2 separate regions of the Homo sapiens genome follow, and region 1 is linked to region 2. A link is a contact called in ENCODE Hi-C or POLR2A ChIA-PET data. All regions are on one chromosome and are shown on one strand. Each heading gives the region's core, a stretch centred on a gene start or an enhancer-like site at or near the end of the contact. The rest is flanking DNA. Distances are from core to core; before and after follow the strand shown.

Region 1 (4,832 bases), core at 477-2,976, 100 kb before region 2:
GAGGAAACAATCATAATCACACATATATTTAGTTGCTCCTAACTGGTAACCATAATTATTTTTAGCGAAACACATATAGTAAGTGTTAGTATACAAAGTTCAGGGAAATAACATCTCGGATAGTTTATTTCTTCAGTTTAAGAAGTACAGATATCTTCAATACCCCTGAGAAGTTGTTGCTTAATAAAGGTTTATAACATGAATAAATTATGATTCTGACATCAGGAGTCACATTAGAGTTGGGAAATGTGTTGTTATTATAGAGGAAAGAAGAAACCTAATGATAAAATATTTTCAGAGCATATATTCTCAGCATCAGTTTTTATTTGGATCACATTATTCTGTTATGATAAAGGTCTGTACAATTACTTCTGTTAAAAATTATTATTTCTTTTAAAAAATCCTGTTACATAATTTGAACTTGGTAGGCAATCAAATTCAGTATAATTTTACTTGCCAACAACGAAGCAAGCTTTCATATTAACAATTAATCAGAACTGAAAGGAATCCTAAAATGTCTGTATCATTTGTCAGCCACGTAAATGTCTCTATCTTTGGTAGGATGTAGCAAAATTAAACCCTTTTATTCAAAAAGAATAACAATCGCAAAGCAATTCTCAATATAGATATGGAGGAAATTGGAGCTCATTGTTAGTGGCTAGCAATGAATGGAGAGTTTTGATTTAGGAGAAAAGAGAACAGAAATGATATAAAAGTTAATTTGCAATTCTTCAATGTTAACAAAGCGGAAGAAGGAAAATTAGATGTTTCACTTTAGAGTTAAAGAAGATTTGAAACTTAATATTGCTTTCAGATTCAAAATTTACATTGAACATTTTAATTACCCTATGTGACACATTTAATGATTGTTCTTTCAAAAACAAAATAATATCCAGCATGTTTGGAAAGATTCCCTTTTATATTCTTGAATGGCTGTAATTGAGCTATGCTGTCTTAGTTTCCTTTTTTAAAGCTTTTTGATGAAAGTTTTTTCTCACAAATAGAAAATTTTTATTGTGATCACTTATATTTACAAAACTTGGTAATATAATTATGTGGTTAATATGCCATGGTTTTTACAGGGAAATATAAGATCTATTGTTCTCCCTTTACCAAACCAGAGAAACACATGATCTGTCTCATCCATCAGTAAACTCAAGTGGCCTTTTTTTCAGGCCACAGCCAAGAGATCAAAATCGTGTGACTGTGTGTTTGTTAGAAATCGCTGCAGTTCATTCACTCAGCAAGAGACGCATCATCTTTAAAACAAGTCTATTCATCACTGACTACAAATTCAAGGCCTTCACAGCACCTGTTCTGAGTAACTATGTACTCACAGCTGAAACCTTTACTCATACATTTATTTTGGGGCTGAGCAGCTTTAGCTCTAGAGAACTGAGAAAAAACATCCCACCTACTCTGCACACTTATCTCCTTTAGGTGACCTAATGCTGAGTTCTATAAACCCGGGGTGCATTTAAACAAAATGTTTTGCTTTTTATCCGCAGGAAGAGGCGCTTCAGCGGGCACGTGAGGAAGAAGAGAAAAGGAAGGAAATCACAAGCCATTTCCAGAGTACCCTCACGGACATCCAGGGCCAGATCGAGCAGCAGAGTGAGCGAAATATGAAGCTCTGTCAGGAGAACACAGAGCTTGCAGAAAAGCTGAAAAGCATCATCGATCAGTATGAGCTCAGAGAGGAGGTGAGAACCACATCAAACAACTTAGAACAGTACATAGATCCGGATCTGGGAGCTAAAGGTGGGAACTTGGTTAATAAGACAGTTACAGCCAGCCCTCTCAACTGATTAATATTTAGGATTGGATTTCCTTGACGAGCCAAAATGAAGACAGATGGTCTTACAAAATACCTGACTGAAAGTCATATGGGATTTCTTCAAAACTGGCATCACTACAAAGTAAAGGCAATAAATAGAAAGTGATAGGCTGTGGGCACAGTTTTCCTTGAAAATAATATTTCTCAGCCTTTTAAAAATCCTCTCTCTATAGCCAAAAATAACTCACGCACTCCCTCTTAAGAATTGCCATGTCATCTAAATTAAGAGTCTGTATTCTGGCCAGGCGCGGTGGCTCACGCCTGTAATCCCAGCACTTTGGGAGGCCAAGGCAGGTGGATTAAGAGGTCAGGAGTTCGAGAGCAGCCTGGCCAACATAGTGAAATCCCGTCTCTACTACAAATACAAAAAAAAATTAGCCAGGCGTGGTGGTGGGCGCCTGTAATCCCAGCTACTCGAGAGGCTGAGGCAGGAGAATCTCTTGAACCCAGGAGGTGGAGGTTGCAGTGAGCTGAGATCACGCCACTGCACTCCAGCCCAGGCGACAGTGTGAGACTCCGTCTCAAAAAAAAAAAAAAAAAAAAGAGTCTGTATTCTATGTACCCTACCAGGCCAATAATAGTATTAATAATGTAATCATTGTAATAATAATGATATCATTTATTCAGTGGTTAGTTTGTATCAGGCAATGTGCTAAGTGCTGTACTTTACATACCATATGGCATTTAATTGTCTCAACAATCTTATGCATTAGATAATAATATATTATCCATATCTTATAGATGAGAAGCAGAAGCTAAGAGATTAAACCACTTACCCACAGTCACAAGAGGCAAAAGCCTTTTACTTTGAATAGGTTATATTAGGGGGATGATCAAGGTCTTTTGTTATACCCAAATTATATTTTAATATTTAATATATTTTTAAGATTCCAGATACCCTCTCAGGATTTTGACACATCATATTCCTTTCCCTATCCCACCCAAATTTTAAATCTCTGCTTTAAAATGTAACATAACATAGTCAAAGCGGCTCTGTTGGTAACATGCTAAGATTTTATCAAGCACAAAACTGAGCCAACAGCATATGGTCGCGGTGGTTAGGTAAATCAAGAAACTCCTAATAGTAAGCCAAAATGCCATGCTACCATTTTATCTTGTCATAAGGATCAATCCCGCTCCAGAATGGAGGTTCAGACTAAAGAAGATAGGAAGGAGTGAAAGGAAAATGTCCATATTCTTCAGAGAGATCTCAGATGGGAATGGGCTGCTATGCTAGTTGTATATTCCTGGGACTGGTTCTAAGTAAAGCCCAAGGGGAGAATTCCATGTCCTGTTTCTGATTGGACCTCCCAGTGACCAGGAATTTATCCATCCTGAGGTAGAGTTGGAAGTTTCTCTTGACCAAACTAGTCCAGAGGTCAAAAGGTGTGGCGAGCTCTGCACATTTGCGACTCAATTTCTCTATGACCCTTGGCCTTGTCATCTCCACCAGAGCAACAGAGTAGAATTCAGGGGGGCTCAGGCCTCACTCCCAGACCTCGGACCACATGCTGGCACCCCAAGGCTTTCTCACAACGCCAGAGGCAAGAATGCAGAGAATTCATCATGATAAATTGCACAAGTGTTGCAATTAAAAGTGGTTTTATATTCACAGAAAGAGCCAAAATACCAAATGATACAACTGTAGCCCCTGTATATTGTATACTGATACATCATTGTCTGTGCTGTCTAGCATAATAAATAGCATCATATCTAATAGTTACCAAACGTAGAAAAATATTGTATGGATCTTTTGGCATTGACACTGCTGAACTCTGGTGCCTCTACCTTTTATAGCTAGCTTTGTGTGTGTGGTGCAAAGTCAGGGGGAGGGGTTCACCAATTTACAGCTTTATTATAAAGCTGTAAGTGATGCCAATGCATTTATCCCTCTCTTCTTTTAAATCTTAAAACCTGGGGAATGTGTATTAATGTGAATTATTTTACTTTGCATTTTTAAGCACCAATAATAAACCAAGCTTTCTATGTACACTTTATTTTTCTTAGCATCTGGACAAAATATTTAAACACAGAGAACTGCAGCAGAAGCTGGTGGATGCAAAGCTTGAGCAGGCCCAAGAAATGATGAAGGAAGCGGAGGAGCGACACAAACGAGAAAAGGAATATGTATTTATCATTTTAGTCGTTGTGCATATCTGGTCTACCTCAGTGTCAGAGACACTCTGAGCAAGTTGTTTTGTATTTATTTATTTATTTATTTATTTGAGACAGAGTCTCGTTCTGTCATTCAGGCTGAAATGCAGTGGCGTGATCTCAGCTCACTGCAACCTCAGCCTCCAGGATTCCAGCGATTCTCCTGCCTCCCCAAGTAGCTGGGATTACAGGTGCCCACTACCACAACAGGCTACTTGTTTTGTATTTTTAGTAGAGACAGGGTTTCACCATGTTGGCCAGGCTGGTCTTGAACTCCTGACCTCAGGTGATCCGCCTTCCTCGGCCTCCCAAAGTGCTGGGATTACAGGTGTGAACCATCGCGCCTGGACGCAAGTTGTTTTTATAATGGTCAAAGAGCACTAGACTGATGGAGAAAGAGCCCCAGCTTCTATGGAGAACTAAATTAGCCAGCCCAGTCTGAGGCACTATGTCTACACTACTTTCTACATAAAATAGTCATTCATCTATTCCACACATATTTTTCAAGTGCCTGTTATCTACTAAGCACCGTGTTAGGTGCGGGGACATAGCCGTGAACAAGACAGAGAAGGGGCATCTCCCACTATGGAGATTAGAGTCTAACTGGAAAGAGACAAGCAATAGACAAGCAAACAGGGAAGGGTCATTTCAGACAATAATCACCACTACTAAGGAAGTAAGGAGAAACTGAGAAGGGGCCAAAGAAGGGGACGTACTTTAGATTGAGTGACCAGGAAGGCCTCCTGGAGGGGCGAATGCTTGAGCTAAGCCCTGCCAGATGAGGAGCTGCTACTTGGAGCATCGTCTCCAGCATCTGCAGCAGCAACAAACGCCCTAATGC
Region 2 (4,621 bases), core at 494-2,993:
AAAAACGGGAGGAGTGGGCAGAGACCAGAGGCCAGGAAAAGAATCCTGGGATGCAAGGACTGGAACCAAGGCTGGAGGAGAAGATTCCCCTGCAGAGATTGGTAAGAAATGAACTCAGAATTTACTGAAAAACAAGTCAGGAGAGAATTATGTCCAGGCAGTCAGGGGACAGCGCAGTGGCTCACGCCTGTAATCCCAGCACTTTCGAAGGCCGTGGCGGGTGGATCACCTGAGGTCAGGAGTTCGATACTAGCCTGGCCAACATGATGAAACCCCATCTCTACTAAAAATACAAAAATTAGCTGGGTGTAGTGGCGCACACCTGTAATCCCAGCTACTCGGGAGGCTGAGGTGGGAGTATCACTTGAATTGGAAGACGAAGGTTGTAGTGAGTAGAGATTGTGCCACTGCACACCAGCCTGAGTGGCACAGTGAGACTCCCTTTAAAAAAAAAAAAAAAAAAAAAGAATGGAGAACTGCAAAATGTCCCAGAGCACCAGGTAACATCGGTGCTTCTCCACCTCTGCACTACAGACATTTGGGCTGGATCTCTGTTGTGGGAGCCATCCTGTAAGATGTCTAGCAGCTAGCAGCAACCTCACTGTCCATCCCGTAGAGGCCAGCCCCACTCAATGTCTCCAGGCACTGCCAGGTATCCCCTAGGGGGTAAAATCACCCCGAGTTAAGAATTCACTGGATGCAATAAACCTGAAAAGTCCCAGCCAAAATGAGCAGTGAGCCAGGCACTGTCTCCTCACGGAGAACAGCTCCAGCGGGAATGATGGAGGGCAGGTCAGAGGTAGACAGTGAGGTGAAAAGGCAGAAACAGGGAGACTCCAGGAAACTCTTTCCAGAGGGTAACTGTAGGGCAGGGAAAGAGCATGGGCAGGGTACAGAAGACAGCAGAGGCTGAGCCTTAACACCATGTTCATGAGCTCAGGGAATACAGGCCAAAACCTCACGACAGCTTAAAGACATATGAGAGGGAACAAACCATGTGACTCCTCTACTCAACAACCTTCCCAACCTTATCCCTGCACACTGAACCACAGACACAACATTCCACCAAATCAATCAGCAGAGGGTGGTGGCAATGTGGACCCATAAAGCCTATACAAATATTAGTTCTGTCATATGTTACAATTATCCCCTTCAGGTGTGGGATTCCAGGGCCTTGGCAAAATGGCCCTAAACCAATTTGTCTACCTCTATGTATTAATATTTGATCACCGTGGTTTCCCCTTAATCTTCATTTGTCCAAATCCCATTCAGCCACTGACAGCAATTCACAGTTCAGACTCTGCAACCAGACTGCCTGAGTTGGAATCCAGGCAGGACCATTTATGAGCTGCATGCTCTTGGACAACTTACTTAACTTCTCTTTGTGTCAGTTTCCTCTGTATAAAATGCAGAAAACAACAGAATGTACCTTAAATGGTTCAGAAGAATGAAATGAAAAAAACTATACACATGAAATGCTGAGAAAGCACCTGGCATCTAGTAAACTTCCTCCCCACTCCTACTGCTTCAAGGCCCACCTCTCTACATACCAATTTTACCAGGATTGCCCCCCTATCCTGACTCCAACCCTTCTCCTCCCCTCCCTGATGGTCTGGCCCCAATCTTACTTGAGTCCCTCATCATGGGGACTCTTCATAATCCCCACCAGCTGACGACTCAGGAGAGGAAGCCTCTTACTCATCTTAGTGTTTCCGGCACCACTGGGCCCAGGCTTTGTAAAACTCCAGTGCTGAAAAAAGTCGCATTAAAGATACTGGCTCACCAAACCCACACATGACAAGAGGAGCAGAAGTGAAAAAGAGAGCTGTAATCCTAGACAGTCAGACCTGGATGTACTGAAGCACAACAAAAAGAAGTAGAAGAGTGGTTTGAAACTGAGTAAATTCACCAGTCACCTGGGCTGTGACCTTTAGAGGCCTTTAAAATGTTAATTGGTCAATTATTAAGTGTAGTTGTTTTTATCTTGATCCTTCAGATGAAGAGCCTTGAAGTAAACGTCCCTGAAATGTAACCACAATAACCAAATTTTACTAACCCAAGACCAATAAAATCAAATTAGGTCAAAGGAAGATCTAACTAACATTTGCATTCACAATATTCCAACTGTAAATGTTGAGACTGACTTGATATTTCTTTGAAAAGTATTTTCACACTAAAGAAAGGTGGATTAAGAGAGGAAAAATTCTGTGTCTTTTCAAAAAGCAGCAAATATTTCATTTAACCAATACTGAGCACTTCCTACATGCCAGGTCTTGAGCTAAGAGCTCTAATGGTCTAACAGAAGTGCACACATGGAACACAGACAAGGTACCACAGCTGTGCCCCATCCCTGTCCCTTTAACAGTGTTTGTCATGTTCACAGCCATGCTCCACTGTTTCCTAACCAGAAAACCTCTTCCTTGTATGAAGAGCCCCCACTCCAACTTGCCAGCCCTGCTTGTTTATAGTCAGCCACTTTGATGTGGCCTTGTGGGTAGGCTTCAAAAACAAATACAAAGCCAAGAGCATGTTAAATACACCCAGTAATACACACAACAGACACTTCACCCTATGACACACCAGCAGGGTGAGGCTCCCAGGGAGACAGGCAAAATGGGGTAACAGGGTGGACCTCGGGAATAGTCAGAGGATGTCTGACAATGCTTTTGCTGAAGTGTGTTGGCCTCTAAACTCGGACATTATTTCCTTCAAGGCTCGGTTCAAACATACTTTCCTCCCTCATTAGCACCACCCCTGTCCCCGACACACACACACCACACACACACATTGTCCAAACTGGAAAAGCAGCAGGGAATAACAGAAGAGAGGTGTCTGATGCCAGGTCTGCTCCTGATTAGTTGTTTGACATTGAGCAGTTTTGTTTCCTCATCTGTAAAGTGGGGATAAAATGCTTGCCCTATTCAGCTCATGTACATGAAAACACTTTATAAATAGTAAAGTTTCATAAAAATGTTTGCTTATATGCTACCATAATTTTATACCGCTGTATTTCACTCCCCAGATAAATGCAAACTGCTCCAATGTTTTCTACTTTTTCCAATGTTTTGAACATGCCATACAGGTGTTTAGAAAATAAGTAAGTATGGCCAGGCACAGTGGCTCACGCCTGTAATTCCAGCACTTGGGAGGCTGAGGCCAGAGAATCACTTGCGGCCAGGAGTTAGAGAACAGCCTGGACAACATAGTGAGACTCCGTCTCCATGAAAATTTTAAAAAATTAGTTGGGCTCAGTGGCATGTGCCTATAGTCCCAGCTACTCAGGAGGCTGAGGTGGAAGGATCAAGTGAGTCGAGGAAATTGAGGCTGCAGTGAGCCTCGGCAATGAGTGAAACCTTGTCTCCAAACTAAAAACAGAACAGCAGTCCCACAAAGGCATAAATGGAATATAGATTGATCTGACACAATTAAATCTTCAACAGGAGAGATGGGAGAAGGGTATCATACACTTGTGCCACCAACTTCCCTTGGCGCATTAATCTAAACTGTGATAATCTAACAAGCAAAACAGAAAAATGCTCCTTTACACAGAGTTGGCATTGTTTAAAAAAGTATATAAACCTTCCAAGGCCTGTATTTTAGGTTCATCATCAAGTAGTCAGTACCCAGCTTCTATTTCTTCTGCTCAAGTTAAAATAAACAGGGTTCATGTGATTCTGGGCAAAAATCTCAGTTTCAAGTCTGGATAACAGGGTAGCTAGGCTGCAGTCACCTGGGCCAAGCCTATCCTGTCTCCCCAGCTTTCTTACCCTGCATCCTGCCCTCACTTGAGAACTCTGTGCTCCTTACCTATTGAAAGAGGAGGATCACACTGAATGCCCAATGAGCCCAAATCTCCTGACAACCTCATTCACTGAGGAGCCCCATAAACCGGACATTGCTATTTTCAGCTTTTAAACTATGAGTTAAATATTTTTATCCCCCTTAAAACAGCTGCACCATAAGCAGGTGGGGAGTTGGGTGGAATGAAGGTAAGGAGGGTCTTCTTAAGTCATATGAGGCTTTCCAGGCAAAATCTAAAATAGGGATGACTTAGTCACATTCATCCTTGTAAACCCACTACTGCATAAATAAGTGTTTAATAAATCTTCTGATGAAGGAAAGAATGACCCAACCAGACTCAGTCCTCTGGTTGTGACCACAGTAATAGAGAGAGGGTGAACCCATGGGGAGAACCAGCCCAGCTGCTGGGGAGGCAGCTGCAGAGCTCCAGCCAGGTCTCCTAGATTCAGTCCAGGCCTTCTCTGTCGGGACAGAGCCTGGCCCTCACCCTCACTTCCTCAAACTAACATCATTCCTGCTACCCTCCTTGTGGCACCCAGGTACCATTTTTTTTTTAAAGGAGGAAAAAAAGACATTTATGTGTAAGTCCCGGTTCCATGGGATACTAGCTGTGTAAAAGTGAACTGGTTATTACAAATGTAAGGTTTCAAAACTGTTTTATTAGATCGCTGATTATTCCTCTTATGTGGGAACAAATCCCCTTGTTTGCAGAGAGCATGGTCCTCTTAGGGTATGAATTTCTGACCAGTGTCCTCCATCTCCAGCTTCCCGACTCCAGACTGTGGGAGATGACACAGAGCCAGCCTGCCTGGATGTGACT

The links. A loop is a pair of places that touch in the nucleus more often than their neighbours do. ChIA-PET counts read pairs that join two places held with the same protein, here RNA polymerase II (POLR2A). Pooled maps may share reads with other maps.
Region 1: a pooled map shows a loop between it and region 2 (3-fold over the local background). The contact joins two enhancer-like sites. A Hi-C loop is called at or near these places in 2 of 37 single-sample maps with no recorded cell type and 9 of 50 pooled maps. POLR2A ChIA-PET finds 5 or more read pairs at or near these places in 5 of 52 experiments (OCI-LY7, activated CD4-positive, alpha-beta T cell, activated CD4-positive, alpha-beta memory T cell and 2 more).

What each region holds. Positions count from the first base shown.
Region 1 is chr6:139,259,450-139,264,281 of GRCh38, reverse strand. It overlaps TXLNB (taxilin beta), which reads left to right. Exons shown (of 10, transcript NM_153235.4): 5 at 1,509-1,703; 6 at 3,845-3,964. Among named protein-coding and RNA genes, the nearest start is that of TXLNB, 30 kb to the left of the region's middle. RefSeq lists an enhancer at 875-2,074. Within about 2 kb of position 1,726, at least 5 of the 41 ENCODE cell types and tissues checked have a DNase peak (open chromatin) inside an H3K27ac peak, as active enhancers do; they include OCI-LY7, where a contact is called at or near this core.
Region 2 is chr6:139,159,198-139,163,818 of GRCh38, reverse strand. The region is part of intron 1 of HECA (hdc homolog, cell cycle regulator); the gene reads right to left. It also overlaps a transcript of TXLNB not described here. Among named protein-coding and RNA genes, the nearest start is that of HECA, 26 kb to the right of the region's middle. RefSeq lists an enhancer at 1-253. Within about 2 kb of position 1,743, at least 8 of the 41 ENCODE cell types and tissues checked have a DNase peak (open chromatin) inside an H3K27ac peak, as active enhancers do; they include OCI-LY7, where a contact is called at or near this core.